Regions from separate parts of the Homo sapiens genome. Here region 2 is linked to region 1. Evidence: read pairs that join two places in POLR2A ChIA-PET (ENCODE). Cell type or tissue: MCF 10A. All regions are shown on one strand.

Region 1 (8,000 bases):
TAATCTGACCAGGCCCCAGTCAGCCTGAGTAGTGACAGCAACGGTCCCCACCCTTCTCCCGTGCCCCAGGGTGCTGGGCCAATTGTAGGAACACAGCTGTCTACAGCAGCTGTGACAGCTGCTTCTTCCAACCAGGGCCACGCTGGGAAATGAAGAAGAGCTGGACTACCCCAGGGATCCCAGGGCACCCCCAAAGGGCAATGCGGGGTCTGCAAGGAATGTTCCTAGGTAGCTGCAGCCTGTGGCAGGGCCACCCTGAGCAAGTCTGGCTGTGCCTCAGAACTGTATCCAGTTTCTGCCCTACTTTCCCTCTTGTTCTCTAGTAGCCACAACAATCCTGCACAAGTACTGTTCAGCTCCATGCCCCAGGGCTAAATGCAACACCAGGGCCCCTGCTCCTTTCAACTACCATTTACCCTCATCATGCATCACCACAGTGAACAGTTCACCCCTGTGTAAGGCACACACACGCCGGGAAGATCCAAGTACAGTGCCCACTGGAACAGGTCCTGAAGCTGACCTTACTGCAAGTTCAGGGAGGGAGGGCTTTCTTTTGTAACACAAAAATAAAAACAAAAATCAGGAACTTATCCCTCATATAGGGAGACTTAACTAAGATCAACTTGCTGCTCTCCATAGGTCCATGGGAGGCATGAATTAACTGGAACCCATGACCGGAAAGCCAGAGGCAGAGCTTTCAGCACATCTGAATCTGCAGTGTATCAAGTTAAAATAGTCTTGCCAACTAGGGGATCTGCCTTCCCTGTGTGCCCCTTGTATTCCTATAGGGGGAATGAATTGACAATCACCAGATACTCTGCTACAGTCATATAAAAGCTTTAAGGTGTACCACTTTCATAAAAGGATGCATTGCCATAGGAATACAAGAGGGTGCTATAATAAACCCTTGACCTAGCTTTCTCCAAGTCACCAATTAAAGGAGCCACTTTAAATTCTTTGCTGTGGCTTATTCTTAGAGCCATTTAAAAAGTGCTTATCAGAGGCAAAATGTCTACTCTCCAGGCCTGGGTCTCTACAAGTAGCTTAAATGCACAGAGTTATCTGAGCCCCAACCCATAGACTGAGTTCAGCTGTGAAGAGCTACGGGAATCCTCACGCTTAGTAACATAGCAAGGGGGAAAGAGAGCTGTTACAAAGATTTAGCCTTGGAATCCCTTTGGCTGTTCCCAACAGAAGACAGAAGATGTGCCACTAAGAACTGAGCAAGCAAATGAATGGCCACTCATCTAGAAAGCCATTGGTGTTGGATGCATGCCGGAGTGTATGCAGGAGACAGAATTTGGCTAAAGTGGTGCATGATGAGGGTAAAATGCAGCAGGGATTATCTGAACCGTGTGGGAGCCAGGGAGCTCTCAGACCGTGGCAGGGAAACCCTCTGCCTCCCCCGTGATGTAATACTTTTGCAAGGAATGCGATGAAGTAGAGCCCGCAGTGGCCAAGTGGCTTTGGTCCGTCTCCTCCACGGATGCCCCTCCACGGCTAGTGGGCGCATGTAGGCGGTGGGCGTCCAGCATCTCCAGCAGCAGGTCATAGAGGGGCACCACGTTCTTGCACTTCATGCTGTACAGATGCTCCATGCCTTTGTTACTGTAGGTGGGAAGACACAGAAAGGACTACTTTAGAGCCAACCCGAGCCCCAGGAGTGCTGAAATCCCTAGAAGGGGAAGGAAGAGGAACTCCAAAGACACTTAGCAATCTTTCTTTCTTCCTGTTTAAAGACCCACTTTAGGATGGGAGCTGGGAAAGCTGAGGGCTTTCAGAAGCCCTAATCTGGAACTCATGGCCGTGTGTTTTTCATTTTCCACCTCCTACCAGGGCGGTCCCACCCTCACACTCTCCCTGCAGCCACTTTCAGGGTATTTGCTATGCAGGTGACTTCCATGGACCTCCGTGGCCTCAAATGAGATCCTATTCCCCTCCAATAGGACCTAAATGCATTCAAATAGGATCGCCAAAGCTTCTAAAAAGACAACATGAGATATTCAGCCAAGCAGGAGTGGGTATTTTAAATGAGTAAAGCAGTTCAAGACGCTCCATTGTTAAATCTCTCACGTCACTTCCCATTTAACTCAGAATACGATCTAAATGCCTTTCCATGTTCAACAAGGCCCAACTGGTCCAGCTTCCATCCATGTCTCCAAGCTCTTCCTGCCTCTCTCCCCTAATGTGCTCTCCGGAGCCACACTGATTTTTGTGCTGCCCTTAAAGGAACTAAGCTCCCCCAAGACTTAGGGGACCTACACTTGCTGTTCCTACTTGCTGGGATGAACCTTCCTCCGGTCTTCAAATGCCGCCTCCTCGGAAAGGCCTACCGCTACCCAGTGGCAGCAGCCTCAAGCCTCTGCAGGCTCAGCCTTCCTCTTTCACACCGTTCTGTTTTTCTCAGCACTCTTATCACTGCCTGAAATTCTCCTTTTTATTTATTTGTGTTTATTCTCCCGCCTCCAAACACACACGTGCACACACTCACACCCTCAGTGCGAATTCCTAGAGAAGCAGGCTTTATCCTGTCCCCTGCTAGGCCTAAAACAGTGCCCAGAGCTCAGTTCACGTTCAGGAAAACAAGGGGGGAAATGGGCAGCGGGAAATGGGCAGAGGGAAATGTAGGCAAATGGCATTCTCCTTTCCCTACTCTCCTCCTCTGCTCTCCTCCACTAGCCACAACTCTGCTGCCCCACCACACTACTGGTGGCGGGGGTGGGGAGGAGAACAACTATTATCTAGTTTGAAATTTCTTTTAAAAGAAATATGTATCATGAGTAGCAGGACCAAGAGAAGGTCTTAGAAAAATTTGCATTTTTAGTAGGGGAAAATTCAGCTCAAGTTGGAGACTTGCCATGAAAACACAACATCAAAGCTATTCAGGGCCTACAGCATGATCTAAATTACTTGTTTAAGTGTTACTTTTTTTTTTTTTCATTTAAAATGCTATAAAAGTTAAATGCCCCCTGGATCTGCCACTGTGTTCCTTGTGCAACCTGATGATTCACGTTTACAGTCAGATGAAATCTGATATTAAATTCTCTGAGTAGCAACATATGGCTGGGGCCAAGCTTACTTAACAAAATAGACTTCTGCGATTTAGATTGGCTTAGTGAGGAACCAAAATATTATTATTATTACAATTGTGTGTGTGTGTATGTGTGTGTGTGTGTCAGAGAGAGAGAGAGAAAGAGAGAGAGAGAGAAAGAGAAGCAACCTCTCCAGCTTTTCACACGATTCCAACAGAAACTCTACAGAGCTTTCTCCCTGCTGCTGCCCTCTGCCAGACGTGGCCAGTAAAATCAGCCAGGGTTGTATATTTAGTGCAAATTTACTTAGTATTAACTAATTAGGCTTGCTAATGCTGACAAGCAGTTAATGGATTTGAAAATTCAGCAATTCCTTTCAACAAATAAAAACACCCAACTGCAATGCATTGAATCTACAACATCACCGAAATTCCCAGCTCAGAGTCAAAGCTAATATGTTTTCCTCCAGGGTAAGGTTATTCTCTCAGCCAGGGATTTTGGCATCTAATCCACTCATGGCTTCCCTCTCTATAATACTCATCAAAAGAAAAAGACAGGGGAGACTGGAAATGTATACTCTGAATGCAGTCACCTACTCTACCTGACAGACGTGATTCCTTCATCTGTTACACAGGAATCCTTGGGGAACCCTGAGAACAGAGATTGCAATCACCTTCTTACCAAGTAGAAGCCGAATTCACAGGGCAGGGAAAAGCCTGCCATGAGCCATTTGTTCATCCATTCATTCCCTCATTTCTTTGTTCACTCACTCAGTAGTAATGTTGGGGGCATATACCATATGTAAGTCTTCACATATGGCACTGTGAGGGATACAAAGAAAATGAGATACATCTATTTTCCCAGGAGCTAATAATTTTTAAAGGTTGTCTCCGGAAAGGGTGGTGCCTGGGAGTTTAATGGAGCAAACTTCTTACCATTTGAATCACGGTCTAAGGATTTGAAGGTCCCTTAAAAATGATCGAATCCAACCTCCTTAAGACATCATAGGCCTTCCCTCATAGCCACTAAGAGAAGGAATCTCTTTCATTCCTAGGGTCCTGGTGTAAGCCCAAGGTCATGTAGGCTTCATCACCCATGAGTACCTGTCCTTTTAGTGATACCACTTGACATCGTCATTGTGGCTTCATCACCCATTGGCACCTGTCCTTCTAGTGTCATCACTTTGAATCATTGTTGTGGTCCTGCTGGAGTCTGCAATAAATAACCCAGCAGTCTCCCCATCTCTTCCCTGCAGATGAGGTCTACTTATGGGAATGGTATCCACTAAGCTTTTGGCTAGCCAAATTACAGGACAATGGAATGGAAATGAGACCACTTTCACCTTTTGGCATAGAAAGACTCTATTTTGTCTGCTGATGTCCTTCCTTAGCTCTTACAGAAAACATTTGTTGAGTATTTACTATGTGCTCTACATCATGCTAGGTGATATTGGGTAAGCAAGCCATATTGCAATGATGGCTCACAGAGTTGTCAGTCTAAATGGGCAGAAAAATAGTAAAATGGGCAGTAACCATAGGGAAGAACAGAGTGTAAGTTCCAACTAGGTCTTAAGGATTAGGAGATGCTTCCTGCAAGGAGTGAGATCTGAGCTATGATAGGTTAGATTATTGCTCAGAAATAGTCATGACCCCGGCAACATGTCCCTCTTTGACTCTGGACACCCCACATGCTTGCTTGGCCAATGAAATGTCAGTGGACATGAGTGAAAGAAAAGAGTAAAATGCACTTGCCCAAACAGGATCACTTTCTCATGCCTCTGCCATTGCGATGAGAACATGTCCCAGCTAACATGTGGGTACAAGGAGGATAGGAGACATGAGGCATAGAGCAGAGTCACCCTGGCCTCAGGCAGCTGCCTCCCAGATGTGTGAGTGAGCCCAGCTGAGGTCAGGAGGGCTGACCGCCAATCTGCAGCCTGAAGAAGAACCTCCCCCCGATGACTCATCCAACAGTCAGCTATTATGGCTAGAGCTCAGACATGAGGAAGTCCTTGTAAGCTAAGTAAGGGCTGAATCATAAGGAGTAATAAAAACAAAGTGAAAGGGTTTATATTTTATCTAAAAGCAATGAGAACTTAAGGGTTTTAAGCAGGAGGATGACATCAGATTTGGTTCTAGAATGATCACTCTGGACACATCATGGAGAATGATCTAGAAAGGATCTAGATTACAGGCAGGGATACACATCCAGTGACTGGCACAGAAGTCCAACAGAAAATGATGGTGGCTTAGACTAGGGTAATGGCAATGGGGGTGACAAGAAGGGGTTCAACAGGTATGAAGGAGTCAACATTGACTCTCCGTGAGGCATCTGGCCCCAGGGTCTCTCATTTAGAATATCCGAGTGTACACAGGGACCATAACAGATGTACCCAGTGTCTTCAGGGGATGTGTACATTCACTGACTTCTCTTGATTGGCCCCCTCCTCCTATTTGCACACTGCACCCAATCTCTAAACCACTGCCCCAAAGCACATGCTTTAAACCAAGCGTAAGTATCGCTTCCTCTATGCCTTCTCTGACACTTGCCCTGTGACCCTCGCAGATTTAAAACCTCTCTCTTCTGTCCTCCTATAGCATTTATGCTTATTCTATGCCAGGAACTGTCACAAGTGCACTCTCCATATGCAGGCACCAGTCCTTCCCGGCCAGCTGTCACATAGGTTTGGGGGCATGTTTTCTTTATGTCTCTCCTGTAGGAAGCCCACAGATGCCTCACCTCATGTGCCTGATGTGGGAGAGGATGAGGAGGAGCTGGGCCAGCCGCTGGTGCTGCTGCTGCAGGGTCAGGCCTGCCTTGGCCATCAGGTGGATCAAAGTGTCTGTGATCTTGTCCAGGACTCGGTGGATATGGTCCTTCTCTTCCAGAGACTTCAGGGTGCTGGACAGAAATGTGTACACTCCTGAATGCGCAGAGAGAGAGTGAGAGAGAGAAGCTCAAAGAGGATGAGGTCTAGGAGACCCAGAGTGTTCATGGGATGTAACAATGAGCCAGTGCCCTTCCTCAGCACAGTAGTCTAGCAATGGGGATGCTCTGGACCCATTTAAAACCGGGTTACAGTGTAAAATTCCTAATGCATTTGCAAGTCTCAGAGCACCAGCAAACCAAGGAGGGCTCCTTTGTATGAGCCATGACCCAGAAAGGGGCTGTTAGCCTTGGGGCCTGTCATGGTAACATGGGCCACCTTTTCTCAGACAGGTCTGACACCATCATGAATTGTCCATGTAATGTAATTGACCATGTAACTGACAACCCTGTGAGCAGCCACTGTTGTTCCTTTTCACATCAAGAAACAAAAAGGCAGAGAAAGTCACTAACCTGCTAGGGAACTCGGATAGTAGGTAGGCAGAGCTTAGATGAAACCCAATCTGCTGACTCCACATGTGGTAATGATAAAGGAGACGCTCTCTCGGGAGACGTGTGAAACTCGTGGTGAGATTCAGAGACAGAGAGTGATGAGCGATTGGCTAAGTGACTGGAAGGTGATTTTTCCAGGTAGGATTTCTGTTTTAGATCAAGTTTGAAGTCTAAGCACTTTTAAGCCTCAGCAGAAAAGTTTATGATGTGGATGGGGATAGGCCACTTGAAAACCGCTGTTTTTTACGGCCACATAAGTTTTTCCTCTCTCGCCTATTTTCTGAAATAGATCCTGCTGTCTGGGCCCCACAGATAGATCCAGGACAGAAAGTGAGACCATCACAGTGCCTGGTGCCTCTGGACAGCCTCAAGCCAGAAAATAAGAGCCTATTTCTGAGATTGTATATGAGGTTGTGAGACAAAAGTTTTTTCTTCTCGCATTGCTAAACTGAGAGGATGAGAATACGAGGCTCTGAATGGCCCTCTTCCCAGCACATGGAACTCCTGTCTGCAGAAAGGAAACTACTGACAACAAGGAGAGGTGATAGTGTGGGGGGGTGAGAGAGAGAGAGAGAAAGAGAGAGAGAGAGAGAGAGAGATCCAGGTAGTAGGTAGTAGTCACAAGGTCTTAGTTTTTTTTTTTTGTTTTTTTTTTGAGACAGAGTCTCACTCTGCCGCCCAGGCTGGAGTGCAGTGGCACATCTCAACTCACTGCAACCTCTGCCTCCCAGGTTTAAACAGTTCTCTGCCTCAGCCTCCCAAGTAGCTGGGAATACACGAGCCTGCCACCACACCCGGCTAATTTTTGTGTTTTTAGTAGAGATGGGGTTTCGCCATCTTGGGCAGGCTGGTCTTGAACTCCTGACCTTGTGACCCACCTGCCTCGGCCTCCCAAAATGCTGGGATGATAGGCGTGAGCCACCACACCCCACCAAGGTCTTCGTTCTTACATTTTTTTCACTTGACCTTTGAGCTTTCATATATCCTTCCTAACACACGTATCAGTGAATCCCCTTTTTGCTTAAGATAGTGTGAGTTGGATTTCTGTCGCTTATAACTGAAAAAATTCTATTACAAGAAGTTGAGACCTCAACCCAAGGACAGGAAGAAAATGAGTGACCGTGAAGTAAGAAGTATTGAGAACAAGAGATGGGCAGGATGGAACAGGCTTTTTTGGGACTACAAGGATGCATTTTCTAACACTGCAGCAATAAGCTCCATCCTGCCTAATCACAGCGCCTTGCAGGGAGGAGATGACAGTATTTTTGTTTTCCAGATTATGTGTATTTATAGTAACACTTTTTGGTCATACCACTATTCAGCCCACTGACCATCTCACAAACAAATTCCTTCTCCTCCCCTCTCCCCTTCCTCATCAGCACCTTCAAGAGCTAAAGGCTCCCAAGTTTATCAATCCCTGACTTTATGCGGATAACATGGTGACAAGTTACTGCTCACGTAGCAGTTTGTAGGTCGGGTATGGGAGAAACATCTACACAGAGGAACTCATAGTAAACAGAGTTGTAACTGCCCAGAATGGAAAATGGCTAAGGTTTAAAACTAACGTAACAATAACAACAAACCAGAATG
Region 2 (8,000 bases), 70 kb after region 1:
TTCCGTGTTTAGTGCTTCCTTCAGGAGCTCTTGTAGGGCAGGCCTGGTGGTGACAAAATCTCTCAGCATTTGCTTGTCTGTAAAGTATTTTATTTCTCCTTCACTTATGAAGCTTAGTTTGGCTGGATATGAGATTCTGGGTTGAAAATTCTTTTCTTTAAGAATGTGTAATATCGGCCCCCACTCTCTTCTGGCTTGTAGAGTTTCTGCCAAGAGATCCGCTGTTAGTCTGATGGGCTTCCCTTTGTGGGTAACCCAATCTTTCTCTCTGGCTGCCCTTAACATTTTTTCCTTCATTTCAACTTTGGTGAATCTGTCAATTATGTGTCTTGGAGTTGCTCTTCTCAAGGAGTATCTTTGTGGTGTTCTCTGTATTTCCTGAATGTGAATGTTGGCCTGCCTTGCTAGATTGGGGAAGTTCTCCTGGATAATATCCTGCAGAGTGTTTTCCAACTTGGTTCCATTCTCCCCATCACTTTCAGGTACACCAATCAGACGTAGATTTGGTCTTTTCACATAGTCCCATATTTCTTGGAGGCTTTGTTCATTTCTTTTTATTCTTCTTTCTCTAAACTTCTCTTCTCACTTCATTTCATTCATTTGATCTTCCATCACTGATAACCTTTCTTCCAGTTGATTGAATCAGCTACTGAAGCTTGTGCATTCGTCACATAGTTCTTGTGCCTTGGTTGTCAGCTCCATCAGGTCCTTTAAGGACTTCTGTGCATTGGTTATTCTAGGTAGCCATTCGTCTAATCTTTTTTCAAGGTTTTTAACTTCTTTGCCGTGGGTTCGAACTTCCTCCTTTAGTTCAGAAAATTTTCATCGTCTGAAGCCTTCTTTTCTCAATTAGTCAAAGTCATTCTCCATCCAGCTTTGTTCCGTTGCTGGTGAGGAGCTGCGTTCCTTTGGAGGAGGAGAGGTGCTCTGATTTTTAGAACTTTCTGTTTTTCTACTCTGTTTTTTCCCCATCTTTGTGGATTTATCTACCTTTGGTCTTTGATGATGGTGACGTACAGATGGGATTTTGGTGTGGATGTCCTTTCTGTTTGTTAGTTTTCCTTCTAACAGTCAGGACCCTCAGCTGCAGGTCTGTCAGAGTTTGCTGGAGGTCCACTCCAGACCCTGTTTGCCTGGGTATCAGCAGCGGAGGCTGCAGAACAGCGGATATTGGTGAACAGCAAATGTTGCTGCCTGATCGTTCCTCTGGAGGTTTTGTCTCAGAGGAGTACCCGGCCATGTGAGGTGTCAGTCTGCCCCTACTGGGGTGTGCCCAGTTAGGCTACTCGGGGGTCAGGGACCCACTTGAGGAGGCAGTCTGCCCGTTCTCAGATCTCAAGCTGCATGCTGGGAGAACCACTACTGTCTTCAAAGCTGTCAGACAGGGACATTTCAGTCTGCAGAGGTTTCTGCTGCCTTCTGTTTGGCTATGCCCTGCCCCCAGAGGTGGAGTCTACAGAGACAGGCAGGCCTCCTTGAGCTGCGGTGGGCTCCACCCAGTTCCAGCTTCCCAGCCACTTTGTTTACCTACTCAAGCCTCAGCAATGGCAGGCGCCCGTCCCCTAGCCTCGCTTGCACCTTGCAGTTTGATCTCAGACTGCTGTGCTAGCAATGAGCGAGGCTCTGTGGGTGTAGGACCCTCTGAGCCAGGCACAGGATATAATCTCCTGGTGTGCCGTTTGCTAAGACCATCGGAAAAGCCCAGTATTAGGGTGGGAGTGACCCGATTTTCCAGGTGCCGTCTGTCACCCCTTTCCTTGGCTAGGAAAGGGAATTCCCTGACCCCTTGCACTTCCCAGGTGAGGCGATGCCTCGCTCTGCTTCGGCTCATGCTTGGTGCGCTGCACCCACTGTCCTGCACCCACTGTCCAATAGTCCCCAGTGAGATGAACCTGGTACCTCATTTGGAAATGCAAAAATCATTTGTCTTCTGCATCACTCATGCTGGGAGCTGCAGACTGGAGCTGTTCCTATTCTGCCATCTTGGAACCGCCCCCTATTTATTTTTTTTTGAGACAAAGTCTCACTCTGTCGCCAAGGCTGGAGTGCAATGGCGTGATCTTGGCTCACTGCAAGCTCTGCCTCCCGGATTCAGGCCATTCTCCTGCCTCAGCCTCCCGAGTAGCTGGGACTACAGGTGCCTGCCACCACACCTGGCTATATTTTTTGTATTTTTAGTAGAGACGGGGTTTCACCATGTTATCCAGGATGGTCTCAATCTGCTAACCTTATGATCTACCCGCCTCGGCCTCCCAAAGTGCTGGGATTACAGGCATGAGCCACCGCACCCGCCCCCAAACAAATATTTAAAACTATAAATCAAGAGAATCAAGAAGTCTGATTTGAGTCTACATATTCAAAAGACATTCTATGTACCTAGGAAAACGGACCTAAAATGTTCAATGCAGAGACATATCTTAATAAAAGTATTGCAATTTATGTTTATATTTAAAAATTCAACATTCAGACAAAAAGTCCAAATCACTAATGAGGGAAAGAAAATCAGACTGGCATCCAGCTTCTTGTGAGCAACATTTTATACTACAAAATAATGAAGCAATCACTTAAAAATACTTGAGAAAAAATGTAAGCCAGAGATTTTGTATGCAGCCAAATTTCTCAGCATAAAGTCCAGAGAAAAATAATTATAAACATTTTTAAACCAAAGAAAAAAGAGTTATCATGAGCTCTTCCTGAAAATAAACAGTAAAAAAGCTCCAGACAACCAAAAACGATTAGAGAATCATCAGCATATAATCTGAAGGTGGACATTAAATATCTTAATAATAGAGCTAATATCAAAAAATGGGGTTGGGGCTAAAGAAATGTGCATATAAGTATTATAACTTCTAATAATGTAGAAAAATATAAGTAATAAAAATAAGATGAGAGGCTGGGTGCGGTGGCTTACACCTGTAATCCCAGCACTGTGGGAGACTGATGGGGTGGATCACTTGAGGTCAGGAATTCGTGACCAGCCTGGCCAACATGGGGAAACCCTGTCTCTACTAAAAATACAAAATTAGCCAGGTGGGGTGGCTGATGCCTGTAATCCCAGGTACTTGGGAGGCTGAGGCAGGAGAATCGCTGGAACCCGGGAGGCAGAAGTTGCAGTGAGCCGAGATCGTGCCATTGCACTCCAACCTGGGCAACAAGAGCGAAACTCCACCTCAAAAAAAAAAAAAGAGAAAAGAATAGCCATGGAAGTTATTATTAGCTTACAATTACCTCATAGGTATGTGCTGGAAGTAAATTGATATCATTTGATTTTGACAAACCAAGTAATAGAGGCTTAAGTATAATTAATATTACAAAGTTTAACACTGCGTTATTACTAGTGACTAGGACTGGAGAGTGCTCAGGAATTAAGTTACTAGCTAATTTTACTACTGCTCATAGTAGAAAATGAATGCTTTATAAAGGAAGAGTTGACTAAGTATGCATAAATCTAACAACCAGAACAAAAATACAAAATACCTGAAAGCAAAATAAATTCAATAAATCAATAAATAGTAAATAAAGAAGACAATTTAATATATAATAAATATAAAATAATAGAACAGATCTTGAATTAAACTGTGTTGGTATCAATAAATATGTATTTGTGTAACTCATCTATTAAAAGTATTCTCAGATTGACTAATAAGTAAAATCCGATTGTAGACTATGTAAAATAGAAACTGAAAGCAAAGCTCTTCTTGTGTTTAAAATAAAGATAGAAGAAAGATATATTAAACAAGTGAAAACAAAAAGGAATCAAGAGTCATGATCTTGATATTAGATAGGGTAAAATTCAATCCTTCCAAAATATTAAATAAATCAATAGCTTTTTAACACAAAAGCCATAAGGCATAATAAAGAGAAAGCAAACATAAATACTTATGCAGCAGATAATGGATCATTAGTTTTCATTAAGCAAAAATTATAAGAAGATAAATAGACATGGGCATAGCTAATATTTTACCTTCTATCTTTATAAGGGTAAATAAACCTTCATTTCAAGTATACATGGAACATTTTTGAAAGCTGAAATTATATTAGACCACAAAAATATTCAGTAATAATTGTAATACAAGCAGTATTCTCTGATCCCAAGGCCAAAAGTATTTATAAACAGTAAAACAAAAAACAAAACAAAATGCCCATCCAACCTGGAAATTAAACTGTCTATTAAACAACTCTTGAATGAGAGACAAAATAAAACATGAAATTGCTGAATTTTTAGGAAATAATAATAATGAAAGTAAGATATATTAGAATCTATGGGGCCCAGCGAAAACTGATGCTTTGAGAAAATTCTGAGCATCAGTTACCTATATCATGAAATGAAAATAAATTAAGTATCAACTCAAAAAGCTAGAAAATGAACTAAAACATTAACTGATAGCAGAATGAAGGATTTAATAAAGCTAAAGGCATAACTTAATGAGTTAGAAAGCAGAAAACTAGTAGAACTAATAAAATAAACTTAAGCTAGTTCTTTGAGGAAAAAAATCAACAAAATAGAGGAACCACTAGCTGACCTAAGTTTCTAAAAGAAGCATAAATACACAAAATAAATTATACGGTCAAAGTAACCATCAAACCAGAGAAATTTTTTAAACATCATCAGAAATCATTTGTCCAACTCAATGTGAAAAATTGGAATACCAAGAAGAAATGGATAACTTTAACAGAAGATTTGATATACAATATCTGACTCCAGAAGGAATAGAAAGTCTAAGGAGACCAATTACTACAGAAGAAATAAAGTTTCCAGAGAGCTCACCTATTAAGAAGTCACCATGTCCAGGTGCTTTCAAAGGTAGAATTCTACCAATATTTTACATCTTAAAGATCAAATAATTCCAATTCTACTTACACCTTCCAGGACATAGGAAAAAAAAAAAGAAAAACTTCCAAACTATTTTTGTAATGGATGTTTAACACTGGTTAAAAAAAAAAAAAAAAGCGTGATGAAGACTACACACAAAGCACAAATTTGACACCAAACTTTCTTATGAATTTTGATGCAATAATGACAATAACCTTCATTCCTATTAAAAGTACTTAATAATTCAGAAATTCCTATAAACTTTGTAACATGAATGAATATTCAAGAATAAGGAAATGGTGCCTATGACTGCTACTATTTTTAGAAGACATTATAGGTGTCATCCAATGCCACTAGCTAAGAAAAAATCTTTTAGACACTTTGGAATAGAAAGGAAAAGGTATAACAATCTCTATTTGCAGACAATATGATTGTATACTAGGAAACCCCATGGACTTTCTAGTATATTTATATATGTATTTATATGTGTATAAACATACATATAATGTGTATATATGTGTATATGTACACATATATGTATATTTATAGATACATACATATGTATATTTATAGATACACATATAAATACATATATAAATACAATACATGTATATATTATATAATATATTAAAATATATTTATGTATTATAACTATATATAATATATATTTTTATATACATATATATCTATATAAAATAGGTATAATATTTTTTAACCCTGCACGTGGCATCCAATAGGCACAAATATAAAAATTTGTGCAAAATACACATAAGGATACTTGAAAACACTTCTGAAAGACACAAAGAATATTTAACAAATGAAAAGGCACCCCTTGGTCTTAGATATGAAGACTTAATGTCATGGAGATATCAGTACTTCCTAAGCCAATTTATATTTTACATAATTTCAATAAAATTATCAATAAATTTACTTATAGAATTAAACAAGTTAATTCTAAAGGTCACATAGAAAAAGAAACAAGGAAGAATCCACAGTAAAACTCTGAAAAATCAAAGGGCAATATTTGGTGGGATAGCATGGCCAGAATTAAAACAATGTGCACCTTCTATAAACAAAGCTATGTGATATTGATCCATTAACAGATGAACAAATCTTGGTACAGAATTAACATATTAGAAAAAGACAAGACTACAGAGAAATTTACTGTGTAATTAAGGGTAGATCTCAAATCACTTGAGAAATACTGACTTTTTAATAAATGGTGTTGAGACAACTGAATATACATTTGGAAAAATATAAAAGCCATTCTTTATTGCATACTGTATATGAAGAGAAATTCCAAATTGACCCCTAACATGTAAGGGTAAAAATTACTAGAAGAAAATATAAGTGAATGCAATTATAACTTGGGGACACGGAAACTCTTTCTATGACCCCAACATATGTGACAGTGTTCCAGTAACATTTTATTTACAAAAATGTAAGGGAGTCGTATTTGGTAAGCAGGCTAAAGTATGCCAACCCCTGCTATGAGGCTAACTTCCATGTGCAGAAACACTGAGGATAGAGGAACAAGTTAAATGACACTGCAAGGAAGCAATCAGATATATCCAGACAGCTACAAAACAACTTACCTAGTCTCCACAGAAGCTGGAGAAAATAAATTAAGTGGAAATTGTTATAAATTCAAATAGACAGACATTAATGACCTAATGTCTAATATATGGAACTTGTTTGGACTCTAAATTGAATAAATCAACTATAAACAGACATTTTTGATGTAGAAAAGAACTGTTTTTTAGATGATATCACAGAATTATTATAAGTTTATTTGGTATGAGAATGGCATTGTGATTATCAAGAAATTTTTTTGTAAATGCCTACTGATGTATGATATTTAGGATTTGTCTTTAAAATGTTTTAGCCAAAAATAAACAAAGAAAAAGGACAAAATGAAATGAGATTAATGGATTAAGCAATGGGGCAAAATTTTAATAACTACTGAATTTGGATTATGGGCAGATGAGATTTCTTTGTATTATTCTCTCATTATTTCAGTTTGAAAAATTCATAATATTTTAGTTTAAAAAGTTCCCTTTGATGCTGTTGCTATCAAGAACTAGAGCCCCACTGTTTTCCTCACTGACAAATACCTCAAAGAGCTGGTTTATAGTTCCTTTTTTGTAATATTCCACCCCCATTTTCTCTTTTATAAATTATACTTAGATTTAACATATTATACTGCATTTTATTCCTCCTTCCTCTTTACTAAAAATGCTCCCTTTAGAAACAATGAGCTCCTGATGAACAAATCTTTAGTCTTTTTCTTCTTACTCCTGTCCATCTCTCTGGTATTTGGCCCAATTCACCATCCTTTTTCTTTTTCTCTCTTTTTTTTTTTTTTGAGACAGAGTTTCACTCTTGTTGCCCAGGCTGGAGTGCAATGGTGAGAACTTGGCTCACTGCAACCTCTGCCTCCCAGGTTCAAGTGATTCTCCTGCCTCAGCCTCCTGAGTAGCTGGGATTACAGGCATGCACCACCAAGCCCGGCTAATTTTTAATTTTTATTTTTAGTAGAGACAGGGTTTCTCCATGTTGGTCAGGTTGGTCTCGAACTCCCAACCTCAGGTGATCTGCCAGCCTCGGCCTCCCAAAGTGCTGAGATTACATGCGTAAGCCACTGCACCCGGCCCATCCTTTTTCTTTTGAAAGACACCCTTCCTTTGGAACAAGGAACTTTGTACCTCTACTTCTCAAAAAACTGCCTTAACCCCAGGCTGGGACTCTTTTTCTACCTAAAACCCTGAAAAGTCAGCCTTTTAAGAGGTCTTGACCTCAGGCCTTTGGATACCTTTTCTCTATTATCTTGTCTAGTCATCACATTCGTTCCACACTTTTAGCTACGGAGATGGCTCTCAAATTTTTTATCTTCAGCTCTGATGTCTCTTCTGAGCTCCAAATTTCTGCCTGGAATAACCTTCAGGATATCTTCCCTGCACTTTAAACCCAACATGTATGAGGAAAAACTCCTCGGAGTTGCTCAACATCTACCTCTCTCCTGTCTTCCTAATCTCCATCAATAGCATTGCCATCCTTTCAGTCGCCAATACCGCAAATCTGGAAATCTTCCTTTCCACACTCCAAGTCACACACACTCTGAATTAAGCATGCTCTCAGGTTCTGCTTTCCTCAGAGGCTAAGGTGGCTCAATCCACAGGCCCAACTG

What was found. ChIA-PET counts read pairs that join two places held together with the same protein. Peaks named below come from ENCODE experiments on the same cell type or tissue, not always from the same donor. Only the 100,000 strongest peaks of a DNase experiment are listed, where the experiment ranks them.
Region 2: POLR2A ChIA-PET joins it to region 1 with 8 read pairs; 2 of 35 experiments call an interaction of 5 or more read pairs at or near these places.

What each region holds. Positions count from the first base shown.
Region 1 is chr6:152,092,340-152,100,339 of GRCh38, reverse strand. ESR1 (estrogen receptor 1) reads right to left here. Exons shown (of 8, transcript NM_000125.4): 7 at 5,772-5,955; 8 at 1-1,608. The coding sequence ends at 1,374. Among named protein-coding and RNA genes, the nearest start is that of SYNE1-AS1, 280 kb to the left of the region's middle. RefSeq lists enhancers at 1,239-1,740, 4,812-5,106, 4,832-5,126 and a silencer at 7,240-7,421. In MCF 10A, no CTCF peak of the experiment used is centred here; DNase peaks (open chromatin) are centred at 1,429, 3,039, 4,969 and 5,849.
Region 2 is chr6:152,022,156-152,030,155 of GRCh38, reverse strand. The region is part of intron 5 of ESR1 (estrogen receptor 1); the gene reads right to left. Among named protein-coding and RNA genes, the nearest start is that of ESR1, 220 kb to the right of the region's middle. In MCF 10A, no CTCF peak of the experiment used is centred here; no DNase peak of the experiment used is centred here.